Linked DNA regions of Homo sapiens: region 2 is linked to region 1. Evidence: read pairs that join two places in POLR2A ChIA-PET (ENCODE). Cell type or tissue: PC-3. All regions are shown on one strand.

Region 1 (2,500 bases):
GGCAAATGATAAACCTTGGATTCAGAGCTATGCTATCTTTAGCCGTTAGTTACTGAAATCTAACTGGGAAACAATGTACTTGTTTCCTGTGCCTTCCTTTACTTGTGTTTCTGGAGTTTCGAGTGAAATTTGATTTTCAACAATTTTAACGGCTGAATAAGAAGTGCCATCCCTGAAAGTGCCCTTCCCCCACCTCCAATATTTGCAGTGGCCAATGCCGTTGCTGAACTCAATGTTCTGGATAATAGGTTTCATTAGTTTTGATGCCTGAGGTAAAAAAGCAGTAGGTGGGAGTAAGAAGTGTTTTTGATGTCTAGACGTTCATTTCAGCTGTTGCTGCAATATGATACATTAAAAGGAAATATGTATCATAGCTCAGAGGAAATATGTATTCTTTGAAAGTAATTCTACTTTTAAACTGTGTAAGGCTGGGTGACCTGAATTCTAAAAGCATGAGCTTGAATTTCTTCAAGGTTTCACAATCTTTATGCTCCTCCCTACCCTATTCCATTCTCCCTCCTCCCATTTTTTTTTCCCCTTCAAGTAAAGTATGTCAGTTTCATTTATGGAATTGGAAGGGATATCTTTCCAAGATCTCTGCTGGAAAACACAAAATCATTGAAGTATATGCTGCTTTGATATTTTGCCATATTGACTTTTTTTCTCCCTGAACCTTTTCTATGTTTTTTCTTTCAAATAAGCTTATTAATTCTGTAAGGAGTCATGTTTGGTGAAGTTGAAAGAAGTTATATTGCAATTGATGGGGATTTGAAAAATTATTTGGGCACTAAGCAGTAATTACTACTATTTAAAACTTTTCCTTTATAAACACTGTCTTTTCTGTTAAAAAACATTTATATACTACTTTTGCAGTTTAAATATTTGATTATGAGGATAACTGTATTAAAAAAGGTTGAATAACAGCAACGTAAACACATTCTGATTATAGCTTTTATAATTTAAGTGAGATAACTTTAGTGCCAAAATAGTTTTTCTTTGTAAATAGGCAGCTGTAGTAGTACTTAGTTTTAGTTTTTAATCTGGCTGTAATAGACAAAATAACAGCAGGAGAATGTTTTAATTTAGAAATTCCTTGTTTTGATTGACTGTTGTCACTCATTTATTTTACATGCATTTTAGATCTCTTGGTTCTTTTGAGACCAACAAAATTTTAGGAAAATTCTCCCATTATGCATAATTAGACTTATAAACATAGTCTATAGAGATAGTCTTTTTGCTACTTTATATTCTTAAGGTATTATAAGCATTTAAATAGAAACTGGAAAGATCAAAAGAATTAGAAAGGCTTTTTTTCCTGTTTTTTATTTTTTTTTCTTTTGGAATGGAGACAGCATGCCGTGGAGAGATTGTAGGTTTCATAAAGATAGGACTTTCTTATAGACTTTTTGGTAGTCGTTTTTCTTCTCAGTCTACCTTGAAAGGGAGAATGCATTTCATTTGTAGAAACGTAGGCTAACTACTCTGTCCCTCTTTATGTATTTTCCCCTGAAGAAAATCTTACTCTGTGTGTGTGTGTGTGTGTGTGTGTGTGTGTGTGTGTGTGTGTGAGAGAGAGAGAGAGAGAGAGAGAGAGAGAGAGAGAGAAAGAGAGATTATTTAAAGAAGCCAAAATGTGGTTTTGTCTGACTTAGCCTTTGAAAAAGTTAACATGTAACTAGAACACATTAATTTTAGGTCCAAATTTTGGAACCAAAGGAAAATTTAACTTCAGTGTTAACATTGCCTTTCTACCCAGTGCTAAGAATAAAAGAATGGTTAAAGAAGGGTTGAGTGAGTGGATTTGCTTAACACTAAGTGTTGTGTAGGGGAAAGAGCATGGGTGTCAGAGTCAGAACATTTGGATATGAATCCCATCTGTACCACTAATCCTCTTTAAGTAGATGTGAGGAAATTTTAGATTGGTGCTAATTTCAATGACATTTTGAAATATACATAATCAAGTCAACTCTATGCATGTTTATGAATATCCGAGAAGTTCTAGCCACAGCAGCTATGAAAATAAATTGCTTCCCCTTGAGGAATTCAGTTAATGGAATGATTAATATATTTATTATTTGTAACAGTAGGTGTAAAAGCATTTGATCCCTGTATGCTGCTGACTGTAGCTCAGTTTGACTACAAATTCTTAAGACTTCTTAGTTATGTGACTTTGGACAAGTTTCATATATATATATATATATATATATTTTTTTTTTTTTTTTTTTTTTTTTTTTTTAAAGATATGGGGTCTTTCTCTCTTGCCTAGGCTGGAGTACAGTGGCATGCCATCATAGCTTACTGCAGCCTCAAACTCTTTGACTCAAGTGAGCCTTCTGCCTCAGCCTCCCAGGAAGCTAGGACTGCAGGCCCGTGCCACCAAATTCAGCTAAGTTTTTAAAGTTTTTTTAAGAGCTGGAGCCTTGCAATCCTACCACTTGATCTTCCAAAGTGATAGGATTACAGGTGTAAGGCACTGTGCCTTCTTAAGATTAAGTGTTAG
Region 2 (2,500 bases), 1.0 Mb before region 1:
CTCAGCCCACTGAGGATGTGTAGCCATTGGTATGAGTGCCAACAGCTATTTCTTATAAGGAGCAAGCCAAGGCCAGGTGCGGTGGCTCATGCCTTTAATCCACCCACTTTGAGTGGATCTTTTTGAGCTCAGGAGTTTTAAGACCAGCCTAGGCAACATGGCAAAACCCCCTCTCTACAAAAAAATACAAAAAGTAGCTGGGTGTGGTGGCCCGCACCTTGTGGTCCCAGCTACTCGGGAGGCTGAGGCTGGATAATCGCTTGAACCCAGGAAGTGGAGGTTGCAGTGAGCCGAGATCGTGCCACTGCCCTCCAGCCTGAGTGACAGAGTGAGACTGTCTCGAAAAAAAAAAAAAAGAGAAAAGAAAGCCAGCCAGCTATGTCTCTTGTCATGCCCTGTTGAATGCTGTTGAACACCATCCTCCCACTTCTGGACTCAAGGAGCTTTGTTTTTTCTGAGCGCTGGATAACAGAAACAGAGACATCACACTCCTCCAAGAGCCTCCAGATTATAGAGACTTTAAGGCATCCGTCTTGAGAGATCAGAGTCTTATAAGGGCTGGAGATACTGTGTGCTGGGGCTTACCTGAGACTGTTCCTGAAACCTTCAGCTTAGCTCATTCACATTTGACTCCAGTTGGGCCAGTGCTCTCTCGGCTTGTGTGGCTGGCTCAGCTTGGGGCCACAGGTCTCTACAATGGTGTGTCTGCCCTGCCTTCAGGACCCATATCCCAAAATGTGGAAAACACCATCGGCAGCTTCAGAACCAAATGTAACTCTCCTCTCAAGTGTGAAATAATCCCATTCAGGTGGTGAGTGACTTGGAATCGAGGTGGCCAAGGTGTCATGGAGTAGCCATTTAGACCATAGCAGCTTGGGGGAACAAGGAGCTCATCCAACCCCATTTGCTTGGGTCTGTCATTCCAATGAGGCTTCTGCTGTAGGGAAAGCCTTGCTGTTCTTTCCCACAGACCTCAGAGGCATGTCAGTTACCACCTCCCAAGGTCAGCATTCATACCCTGCTCCTGCCTGAGCTGGAGCCGCTGACATAATCAGCAGGCAAACCCTTCTGGAATGTTAGATGAAGTCACCTTTACCTTCCTGTGACAGGACACCCTTTGCCAAAAAGCACAAAACATTCCACTCTGTGTAAAGCTCATGCTGTTCTGACCCCTTCTTCTGTGCCAGCCGCATATACCTGGAATTCTCCACTTTACAACTGAGGAAACCAGGGCCCAGAGAAGTTGAGTAACTTGCCCAAGGCAGCACAGCTTAACATGGTGAAACCCCATCTCTACTAAAAATACAAAAATTAGCCAGGCGTGGTGGTGTGTACCTGTAATCCCAGCTACTCAGGAGGCTAAGGCAGGAGAATTGCTTGGACCCAGGAGGCAGAGGTTGCAGTGAGCTGAGATTGCACCCCTGCACTCAAGCCTGGGCAACAGAGTGAGACTCCGTCTCAAAAACAAAACAAAAGACAGCACAGCTACTGAATAACAAGGCCCAGATCACAACCCAGCTCAGCCTGACTCCAAAACCCAAGCTGCTTTTTACAACTCCCCTGGTTGAGTTTGCTTTAATCCTCATCTCCCTGGAAACAGCTAGAAGAAGGCAGTCCTCCCCTGTAGAGATGTCTATGGTTTTCAGTGATCTTGCTTATGACAGAGTTGCAGCAGGTAGAGTTTGGTTGAGTTGTGAAACTCAGAGGGGTAAGCTCAGGGCAAACTTTGTGCCATTGTGTCAGCATGGTTTATTCGTGTGAATACTATCATTTTGCCTTTGAAGGAATTAGAAGCTGACAGGCAAAAATCTTCAGAGGATCGCCTGTTGAATTCTTGGTTTCTCAAGATGGTGACTCATATATATACGTGTGTTTGTATTTATCAACAGCTAACATAGATGTGTGACACATAACATTTATATGTAACATATATCATGTATATATTATACACATGTATATGTATATGTATATACACGTGTAACAATAGAACGTATATGTTGTGTAACATACATGTTATGTACATGTAATGTGTAAAATATAGCATTATGTTATGCATAGCATGTATCTATAACATTATACATACATAAAATGTGCATGTAACATCACACATTACATATATAGTCACATTAAACATGTTACATGCCATGCATATGTCACATGTGTATGTCACATATTACATAAATGTGCATATAGCATTTATATTACGTATATGTCACATGTTCTACACACATTACATATTGCATGTCATACATGTATTATGTTCTGCATATACATTGCACATGTTCTGTGTAATATGTATATAACGCATGTATGTAACGTGTATATTGCAAATGTTCTGCATGTAACATCACATATATATGTTGTGCATGTACCATATAGCCTATGTTGTGCATATGACGTGTGTATGCATGATTCTGAAAGGCATAACATGCATATGACGTGCAGCATGTCATCTTGACACATTTCATGTCACTTCTGCAACATGACATGTTTGTGACAT

Evidence for each region. Peaks named below come from ENCODE experiments on the same cell type or tissue, not always from the same donor. Only the 100,000 strongest peaks of a DNase experiment are listed, where the experiment ranks them.
Region 2: POLR2A ChIA-PET joins it to region 1 with 33 read pairs; 2 of 35 experiments call an interaction of 5 or more read pairs at or near these places.

What each region holds. Positions count from the first base shown.
Region 1 is chr12:116,119,546-116,122,045 of GRCh38, reverse strand. The region is part of intron 2 of MED13L (mediator complex subunit 13L); the gene reads left to right. Among named protein-coding and RNA genes, the nearest start is that of MIR620, 28 kb to the left of the region's middle. In PC-3, no CTCF peak of the experiment used is centred here; no DNase peak of the experiment used is centred here.
Region 2 is chr12:117,128,924-117,131,423 of GRCh38, reverse strand. All of the region lies in intron 2 of TESC-AS1 (TESC antisense RNA 1), which reads right to left. Among named protein-coding and RNA genes, the nearest start is that of TESC-AS1, 31 kb to the right of the region's middle. In PC-3, no CTCF peak of the experiment used is centred here; a DNase peak (open chromatin) is centred at 1,073; H3K27ac peaks cover 995 bases.